2 separate regions of the Homo sapiens genome follow, and region 2 is linked to region 1. Evidence: chromatin contacts called from ENCODE Hi-C or POLR2A ChIA-PET data. All regions are on one chromosome and are shown on one strand. Each heading gives the region's core, a stretch centred on a gene start or an enhancer-like site at or near the end of the contact. The rest is flanking DNA. Distances are from core to core; before and after follow the strand shown. Region 1 has its middle 61 kb from the start of PTGS2. Region 2 has its middle 65 kb from the start of PLA2G4A.

The links. A loop is a pair of places that touch in the nucleus more often than their neighbours do. ChIA-PET counts read pairs that join two places held with the same protein, here RNA polymerase II (POLR2A). Pooled maps may share reads with other maps.
Region 2: a map with no recorded cell type shows a loop between it and region 1 (3-fold over the local background). The contact joins two enhancer-like sites. A Hi-C loop is called at or near these places in 2 of 168 maps with a recorded cell type or tissue (heart left ventricle and mammary epithelial cell), 5 of 37 single-sample maps with no recorded cell type and 7 of 50 pooled maps. POLR2A ChIA-PET finds 5 or more read pairs at or near these places in 1 of 52 experiments (OCI-LY7).

The regions. Positions count from the first base shown.
Region 1 is chr1:186,616,527-186,621,786 of GRCh38, reverse strand. No RefSeq gene overlaps it. Among named protein-coding and RNA genes, the nearest start is that of PTGS2, 61 kb to the left of the region's middle. Within about 2 kb of position 3,291, at least 10 of the 41 ENCODE cell types and tissues checked have a DNase peak (open chromatin) inside an H3K27ac peak, as active enhancers do.
Region 2 is chr1:186,761,202-186,766,461 of GRCh38, reverse strand. No RefSeq gene overlaps it. Among named protein-coding and RNA genes, the nearest start is that of PLA2G4A, 65 kb to the left of the region's middle. Within about 2 kb of position 3,086, at least 2 of the 41 ENCODE cell types and tissues checked have a DNase peak (open chromatin) inside an H3K27ac peak, as active enhancers do.

The DNA.
Region 1 (5,260 bases), core at 2,042-4,541:
CTGCGAGGCAGGAATGGGAGCAGTGGCACATGCCTATAATCCCAGTGCTTTGGGAGGCCAAGGCGAGAGGATCACTTGAGCCTAGGAGTTCAAGAACAGCCTGGGAAACATAGTGAGACCTTTGTCTCTACAAAAAATCCAAAAATTTGCCAGGCTTAGTGTCATGCACCTGTAGTGCTAACTACTTGAGAGGCTGAGGTGGGAGGATCACTTGAGCCCAGGAGTTCGAGGTTGCAGTGAGTTATGATAGTGCCGCTGCCTGGGTGACAGAGTGAGACCCTATCTCAAAAAAAAAAAAAAAAAAAAATCCGTGAGGCTGACAGTGAAGAAGGGAAGATGCCTGTAAAGTCAGGAGATTAAGAATAGGCAGGAACCCACAAGCACAAGCTGGAACCTGTGAGGATGGACTAAAACTTGTGTTAGTTCTTGTTGTCTCTGCCCTTAGTGGTGTGGGTGTCCTGGAGAAGTCAGGGTGCTTCACCATGGAGCTAAACAAACACACCTATCCTGGGAGTCAGAGAATCTGTGAGAATCTCTAAGAAGATCCAGGGGAAAGTAGAAGAGTAGTAGGCCCAGCCACTGACTCACACAAATTGCGTGAGCCAGGACATAAATGACAATGCATGTGAGCTACAAAATAATTGCTTTTTCACTTATGCCCTCCAAGTTTTGCACAAGAATGTTTCTTGTGGTTTACTCTAACCAGAAACACACAGGAAAGATAACTTGGCCTAGCCAACACATTGCAGAGCCACCACACAGGCTTATGAATAGTCAACTATAAATAATGTGTTATATACCAGATGACATCACAGCCTGCTGTACAAGTAATAATAATTACTATTTATTGAAATTTTTATGTAGGTTCTATTCTTTAGGCATTAACCCATTGAATTATCACAACCCATTGCTGCAGGTACTATTATTGTTACCCTTTTCCAGAAATGGAAACTGAATCCCAAAGTGATTAGGTAACTTGCCTAAAGTCACAGAGTCAGTAATTAATAACAGAAGCAGGATTCACACCACTAGGCGATCTTGCTGTAGAGCCTCTGCCCTTACCCACTAGACTCTGCCAGCACCCTGTGTGACAATGTGAGAAAAGCTGTAGCCAAATGGAGTCAATAAATGCCACATTGCAGCTGATGTTGGCCAACTGCAAAGGAACCTAGGCATGTGGAGAAAAATCCTTGTGAGTTGTCACTGGGAATGTAGACTGGTATAGCCATTACGGAAAACAAGATGGAGGCTTCTCAAAAAATTAAATATAGAACTATCACATCACCCCGTGATCCCTCATCTTTGCATATACCCCCCAAATTTAATCACCACCTTGTAAAGATACCTGCACTCCTGTGTTCATTTTATTTTATTTATTTATTTTAAGATAGAGTCTTGTTTTGTTGCCTAGACTGGAGGGCAGTGGTTCTATCTCAGCTCATTGCAACCTTTGCCTCCTGGGTTCAAGCAATTCTCCTGACTCAGCCTCTGAGTATCTGGGATTACAGGCACCTGCCACAACACTCAGCTAATTTTTGTATTTTCCTGTGTTCATTGCAGCATTATTCACAATAGCCAAGATATGGAAACAATCTAGGTGTCTGTAAATGGACAAATGGATAAAGAAACTGTGTGTGGTACATACAAAACAATGGAATATTATTCAGCCCTGAAAAAGAATGAGACCTTGACCTTACTACAAATGGATAAGCCTAGAAGACATTATTCTATGTGAAATAAGCCAGACACAGAAAGAAAAAATATTGTATGATTTCATTTATATGAGGAATCTAAAAAAATTTTCAAATATACAGAAGTAAAGCATGAACAGTGGTTTAGTGGGGGTGGAGTGGTGTGAAATAAGGAGATACAGGTCAGAGGACACAAAGTACAAGATATGTAGGATGACCAAGTCTAGAGATCTAATATATGACATGAGGACTGTAGGTAATAACATTGTATTTGGAATTCATGCTAAATGAGTAGATCTCTTGCCCTCAAAATAATTTTTTGTTTGTTTGTTTGTGGGTTTTTTTTTTGAGATGGAGTCTCACTCTGTCACCCAGGATGGAGTGCGGTGGCGTGACCTCTGCTCACTGCAAGCTCAGCCTCCCAGATTAACACCATTCTCCTGCCTCAGCCTCCCAAGTAGCTGAGACTATAGGTGCCCACCACCACGCCCGGCTAACTTTTTGTATTTTTTAGTAGAGACGGGGTTTCACCCTGTTTGCCAGGATGGTCTTGATCTCCTGACCTCGTGATCCACCCGCCTCGGCCTCCCAAAGTGCTGGGATTAAAATAAATTTTTAAAAAAGGTAATTAAGATAATGTATATGCTAATTTGCTTCACTCTAGTAATCTTTTTACTATCTATATGTATCCCATAACATCTTGTTAAATACCTTAAATATACACAATGCAATTTATATATTAAAAATAAAAATAAAAAGACCTGGGCCATAGCTGTCAGCACCTAGCCTATTGTGGGCAGTAAAATATTGCTCATCTGATTAAGTTAATGATTCAAATTTTGCTTGGATTTCTATTTTATAGACTTATTTTTATTTTATGTTGTATAAAAACTATAAGGAAGTGTAAGAAATTTAGTCCCCATTTATATTTGCATGCATAATTTTTATGATAAAAATAATTAAAATCAATACAAGTCTCAAATAGTGAACAGCTTTATTCATATTTGGGCAAGCTTGACTGTTTCTAACAGATAAATGGGATGTGAGGGGCCAACATATCTGAGTAATAAATTAAAGGATGAGTAAGTGCATTAACACTAAATGAGTGAATCATTAATTAGGTCCATAGGGAAAATGTTTTGTTAAAAACCCTCAATCCCTCCTGTATGAGAGATGCTTTTGCCAGATGATATTAACTTATTGAATTAAACGAGCGTGCAGTTTTCCTCATCCATTCACACACAAAAAACACCCACCAGATTTCCACAACAAAATACTTCCTCTTTGTCTTTGGGGGCAGGTTTTCAAAATGTCCCGAATGTGCTCTTGGAAGCAAAGCCAGTTGGAATCAAGGCTCTCTGGTTGGAAGTCTTCTGAGACTTTCCTTGTGCAATCCTGTGTGTAATTCAGCATTTGAAAATGAAAACGCATTTGGAGTTTTCGGTGACAATGACTGCATTGCACAAGTCTCAAGCTGCTTTCGATCCCTTAACCACTTCCTCCTTACAGGGATTGCCTGCATTTCCTTTACTGCACGTTGTGCGTTCAGAGGCACCGTGTCTGCCTATTAAGAGTGTCTCACCTGCTGAACGCTGTGACACTGAACTTGGCACCCAGCCTGCTGGACAGAGACCGGGCCCTAACTGCAGTGGCTCAATACTGGAAAGCTAATTTGTATGAAATCCTGAAACTACAAGTCTTTACAAATATAATCTATTATATATAAAATATATTTTTCCCAAACATAGCCCATTAAAAGCCTTGTCTGCAGATCATCCGCCTGCCCCAGCCCCGGAGTGGCTCCTGTTGGGGTTCACTCTGGATGGATGACGCTGGCCACACCCACCACAGGTCCAGTGGAGTTCGACTTCACCTCATCTGCTGCTTGGAATCGTCTGTTATCTCCTAAGGAGTCCTAATGATTCCCCACAGAACTCTCCCATACTTTTTTACTTCCTCTAATTCAAATCAGCTCCCTCTCATTGCCAAAACCCGACCCATCCACTGTCCATCCACTGCCCTCTGTCTCAAAACTGTAGATCAGCACTTTCAGATGGACAAACACTTTGTTTTAGTCTGAGGGGAATAGTGATCAGCTCAAACGAAGTCCTTTCCTGACTCCATCACACAGTTGTTTTTCTCTCCATTCTCCCAGAGTATGCTTTAGACCTCTTTTTCTTTCTTTCCTTTTTTTTTCTTTAACCTGACACAGGTATTGTCATTGCCTCTTATAAAATTTAAAAGTCCTGGGTTCCAATTCTGTCTTTTCTACTACCCATGCAATCTTGTTAAAGTCACCCAATCTTTCTGATACTCAGTTTTCTCATCTGCAATGTATTAATAATAATCACAATAAAATATAGCAATAGTCATAAGATCTAGCACATAGAGAGCTTACTCTGTGCCAGGCACTCTCTTAAGAGTATGTATGTATACGAATATTTCAATAATGTAGAAGAATGATTAAATAATTTTTAGCATAACCATACCACAGAATACTAAGTGGCCATTAAAAAGAATGAGATGTGGGCCAGGCACGGTGGCTCACACCTGTAATCCCAGCACTTTGGGAGGCCGAGGCGGGTGGATCATGAGGTCAGGAGACTGAGACCATCCTGACTAACACGGTGAAACCCTGTCTCTACTAAAAATACAAAAAAATTAGCCGGGTGTGGTGGCAGGTGCCTGTAGTCCTAGCTACTCGGGAGGCTGAGGCAGGAGAATGGCGTGAACCCAGGAGGGAGAGCTTGCAGTGAGCCGAGATCGCGGCACTGCACTCCAGCCTGGGCGACAGAGCAAGACTCCATCTCAAAAAAAAAAAATGAGATATAAAAACATGCAAATGTATTGATGCTAAAATAATAAGTAGAAAATCAAGTTGCAGAACAATATAACATGATCACTTACATTAAAACTACATTAGACATATAAATAACATTTCTCTCTGCTTATATCTATAGATCTATCAATACATTTACACAAGCACACATATACAGTGTGAATTTTCACAAACCATGTATTTATATGTCTGTATAGATTAATTTCTCAGTGATCATTTTAAAAACAATGAATAGAAAAAATGACTATAAAAAGAAAACCTGACTTTAACAAACATATCAGAACTGGCAATTTAAGTAAATTAATGTTGTGCTCATGAAAATAAAAACTGGCTAGAAATTACCTTAATTCCAATAATAATTTTAAAAATAGTTTTCATGTACCCCTTTAAGAACTGCCAACTAAGTCAGGATTGCATTTTTCTGAATATCCCCAATGACAGCATAGATTTCTAATTTGGGGATGTTTGATTTTCCTTTTTAACAGACAGTGGTCATTTGTCATCACAGCTGATGACTATAATTGCTAATCAGTCTGGGTAATGCTAATTTTGGTCAAAACTGTATCACAGACTTCTCATTATTATTCAAAGAACTGTAATTTTTAAGGGATATTTCAGAGGCAACACTTCACTCCTTTTACAGGACACAGAGCTTCAAAAATGTTTCCAAAGTCTATTTCAAAATAATAGGCCTGATTATGCATTGTGGGAAGAAATCAACAGGAATAGT
Region 2 (5,260 bases), core at 1,837-4,336, 140 kb before region 1:
AAAATTCCAGACTCCAAAATGGTTTCTAGAGTAATCTGGCATTCAGAGCCTTGCTCGCAGTGCCTGAGGCATGGGCAATGATTTATTGGAAGTTTTTTAGCTCTGGGAAAGTCAGGTAATCTTCATGGGTTAAGGGAACAGGCTGCGGAGGTCAACAGACCCATTTTACAGATGGGAATCCAAGGAACAGAGAGACTAAGCTATTTGCAGATCACCCAGGTTACTTTTGGGAACCATTCCATGTAGAAGTTGGCAGACATTACTGACCCAAGGTGATTAGGACTGAGATGGGTGTGCTTTGAGCATAAATTGATCCTATGGAGGAATCACCCCAAGAGCTGATAACTTCTGACTTGCCTCGTCAACCAAACTGAGCTGCAGAGCATATCGGACCGTTCAGGCAGCCACTGTTCAGGTACTTGAGGAATTGAAGTGCTGTGGACATACCCACTCGGATGTGGCTTACATGTGGGTAGTAGCACAGGGGAGAGGAGCGTTAGTCAGACAGGAGGAGACTCTCTGGGTGACTTTGGGTAATTTCCTCTCCCTCTGCAGGCCTTCATTTCTCCAGTGGTAAATGGAGGGGTTGAACAGGAGGGCCAGCCCAGTGGTGGGCCACAAAGATGTCTCTAGCCATGTCCTTGCCATCAGTGGAGTGGGAGAGGAGACTAGAGGTGACAAAAGTCTATGCCAGGAACTGTAGGAGACAAATAGTATCAACAGGAAATGACACAAGGGTAAGATCTGTATAAAAAGCCCAACATACCTGGTCTGAATTTTTCAGGATTCTCAACCAGCGCACAGCCTGGGGGCAGCTTAGGAAATGTCTGTTGAATAAGCTTTGCAATGAAGGCTCTGTCCCTGTCTTCAGGGGCACCACAGTCTTGCTGAAAGGAGTTCTTTCCTTTTTAGTGGCTGTTGATTATAGGTGAGGTAAGGGATGATCAGAGAGAGAGACTAGAGCTCAGATTGCCCTGATAGCCTTCAGCTTCCAGATACAATCAGATCTACTCTTGACCCGTGTCTGCTTAAAACTCATTGCCATCAGGATAAAGTACACATTCTTTAGCAGATGAAGGCTTTGCATAACCTGACTCTCTTCTTCAGATCAGATTAGGATTTTTCAACCTCAGCACTACTGATAATTTGGGTTGGCAAGTTCTTCGTTGTTAAGAAGCTGTCCCTGGCCCCTACACATGAGATGTTAGCAGTACATACTCCTCTCCAGTTGTGACAAACCAAAAATGTCTTCAGACACTGCCAAGTGTCTCCGAGGGAGAAAAATTCCTCTTCCTTGAAAACCACTGGACTAGAGGAGGGTCAGTCGTTGTAAACCTCTTTTATTTCCAGGAGTTTGCCTCACCATCTCTTTCCTCCCAGGTTTTGCCCATGTTTCTCCTCTCTTTACCAGGTGGATCCTACTAGTCCTGCAGATGTCAGATGTTCCCTTTCCTGGGAACCCCTTTTTGAACCTCCTCAGACGGTCAGGTGCCACCTCTGGGCTTCCGCGGCACCCCCCCACCCCGCCCCAGCTATGATTTCCCTACCCCTGCCCTGCTCATTCTGGGTGGTCACTGTGCAGTGACTGAGCTGTCTTTCTCCCCAACACCAGACTGAGGGCCCCAGGAGGGCAGAGCCAGGACTGTCTCAGTCACCACCCTAATAGTGCTGTCTTCAGCACTGTCAGGCTCAGGGGCAGGCACAGAGCAGGTGTTCTTCAGGTGGGTAATGAATGCATCGTGAAACATCTTGGGATGAGGTGGGATTATCTGATACTCTTGGTATATTCAGATGACCAGTGAGGATGTGCTAGAAAGCCTGGATTCCTGTGGCCCCTGTACATCCGTTATGGTTTTGGCTACCTCCTGGGGCCCTTAGGGGATGTCCCTGGAAATTGTGAGATGAGATATGCAGGTCCAAGATCAGAAAGTGTCTTAGCCATCACTGTCCACAGCTACCACCATCGTCCCCTCTACCTCCATGAAAACTAGCACAGATATGGCAGTCCCTGGGCCCAGACTCACGCCCTAGACCATCTGCTCCTGCTTTATCCAGAGGTTCAGACACAGAGCCCACCGCTCTGCCATTCATTCCTTTAACTAAGGTGTTTTGAGCTACTGCTACACGCTAGGCTCTGTGCTAATGCTGGGGACACGGCTATGGACAAAGAAGACCCTGCTTTCTTGGAGCCCAGGTTTCTAGTTGAAGGTAGGATAGGGAGGTGGAAGATGGACAGGGACAAACAGTATACCAGACAAATAAGAAAAATGTACAGTATGCATGTAAAAATCCACACATGGTGATAAGTGCCACGAAGAGAAACAAAGCTGGGGAAGAAGATAGGTGGGAAGGTTGCAATTTAGTAGAGTTGTCTGGAAAGCCTTCTCTCAGGAGGTGACATTTGGACAAAGACTTGAAGGGGGAAAGGAAGGGACTCACACAGATACAGAGATGATTGTTTAAGATAAAGGGACAGCCAGTGCAAAGGCCCAGAGGCAGGAGGTGGCTGAGTGGGTGAGTGAGGGGAGAAGGCTGAGAACAAAGAAGCAGGAAAGGGGCCAGATCATGCCAATCCTTGGGGTCATGGTAAGGACTCTGCCTTTTCTCTCACTGAAGTGGGAGCAACAGGAAAGTTACCTGTTTATTGAGGTATAATTTAGATACCTTGACATCTACCCGATGTTAATATAGAGTTCAATGGCTTTTAGTGCATGTACGCAGTTCTGCAGTACAACCATCACCACGGTTTCCTCTAAGGACACTCCTATCCCCTCAGAACATTCCCTCTTCCCCTTTGCAGTCACTTTCCAGTTTAACCATCAACCCCAGACAAGTATTGAGGTGCTTTCTATCTCTATAGTTTTGCCTTTTCCAAACATTTCTTATTAATGAAATTAGACCCCTGCAAAAATCCTGTCTAATATAGTTTTTTAGTACTTATCCTCCAGTGGTGAATGTCAACAATACACAAAGAGATGGTAAATCAAACTCTCAGCAGTGTCGTGTCACAGTTTGGTTAGTAAACTGTGGCATAGACAGGTCAAATAAGTCACTGTAGTCATGAGATGAGTCAATCACAGCAAGAAAAGAAAAACAGAGGATATGATATTGAGACTTCTATCTCCCATTCTCCATTACTTCTTACTGTGTAAACTTTTCACCCTACTAAACCCCTCTCCAATGAAAACAGCCTTAGGTAGGAAATCCCAATGTTTCCAGATCAACTTTGGAAAAGAATGCCTTGTATGTTTGTGTTTGATAACATTGTTATGGTTACTAAAAGATCAGCTCATGTTTCTGGAATTCTCTAGGACTCCCCAATGCAAAGGCAAGTCTATTTGTGCACACAAGCTTCTTGGTTTAATATTTTCTTTAACGTCAGGTTGCTATGGAATAATATAAATCAGTGAATTTCCTTAATATCCAAGCTAGTCTAAATTGGTTTTAAATATGATTAAATGTAAATGAACAACACTATCAGCAATTTTTTCCCCTGTAAGCTGTTTTACAAAAGAATACATAGTTGTGACTGCACAAGCACCCTTCAGAGACAAGAATGAATTAAAAATGGTAGAGAGTTAAAAGTGGTCACCTTAGCAAAGTTGTCTGATTAGACTTTCCACTCTAGTTGTTTACTTTGTCAACCTTTCTGCTTATGCTGCTAGACTGTGATTCCCAGGGCAGGAAATTCAGTGACTACTGATAAATGACTGTTGAATGAATAGGCCTTATTTCCATATATAACTATAGAAATTCTAAATTTGAATCTATAACAGGGAAGAAATAAAAGGAAGCAGAAATCTCAATCACTTACTTAGCCAATTGATTTATCGATCTTTACCCTTCCACGTATATTTTTTTGGTTAGTATGATAACAAAAAGTGTATGAAGTTTTGCAAGGTATTACAAGACAAACTTTCAAATACTAGTGTATAAGGTCTATTTTCAAGCAATTCATAGAATGGTCAAAATATATTAATCTCACAGCCAGAGGGAGACAACACACAGATTAAATTGTCAGGTGCAAACAGAATAGGGTCTTATGAGTGTTCTGTAAAAACAGGTAGAAATAAACAGGCGCCATATTTAAAGAGAATAGTAACATTAATGAACTATAATCTCCATTACATTTCAGATGTTGGAGTTATAATAAAAATTTATATAGAAGTATCTAGTACCAGCATTGATAGTCCAGAGCTATCTTGGTCCAGTAGCTGCAGCCGCAAGACAGCGTGAGGATAGAGTAGAGTTTATTATTAGTGTTACAAGAATTTTTGTGTTTGAATAAAATGAGAAGACCAAAACCAAAGCAAGAACAAATTTATGCAAATGTCACATGTTTCATTTAAATTGGTCCTAGTATTTTATGATCCAAAGAGAATTAATCTTTTTACTTTAAAATACTGAAGATGAGATCAGTGATTTATTCCTAATGGAGAGAGATACACAATGTACTCTTGAAACAGGTGACTTTGGACATACAGTCAGATCTAGGAAGCACACAAAATAAAATTGAGACCATCTGGGAAATGTTTCTTAAGCAAAAATGAGTAATGTCTGATATTTAGTAGACAGGAGATGGAGTATCTTTTAACAACAATATAAGTCATACCAACAATGAATGCATAATACTGGGCTTTTGATCTTCTTTACTTTTTTTCCACCTGAAAGACAGAGGGTACACCACAAAAATCAACAAAACTCACACAAGATATAAAAAAGAAGGTAAATCCATTTGTTTTAATTGAAGATATAACTTTTCACTATCCCCTTTCCAATACCAGCCTCTATTTCCTATGAGAGGCAGGATACTGCATTAGCTAAGATCAAGGCATTCAGCATCAGATAAATCTATCTGAAATTCAACCCTGCAACTCATCAGCTGGGTTTCTAGTAGCCCCATTTTCAAAGTCACTTCCTCAGTGTGATTCTGAGTTTCTTTGTCAGTGAAACAGAAAACTGAGAGTTGCTAGAAAACTAAATTAACTCATTCAAAGAGCATAAAATAATGAGTGACTTGTGACAAATATTCAATGGCATGGCCTAAATATCTATTAAAATTAATAATCAGAATTATAATGAGAATAAAGATACAGCAAAATGGACCTGAAGAATGTTGATAAGTGTCTGTATTTACAGATTATGGTAAATGCAGAGAATTATCCCATTTTAACTACAGAAAACACATTCTTCTAAGTGATTTGAACATTTATAACCACCAGATATAGCTGGCCTCTTACTGCTTTTTTTTTAGTGCTAT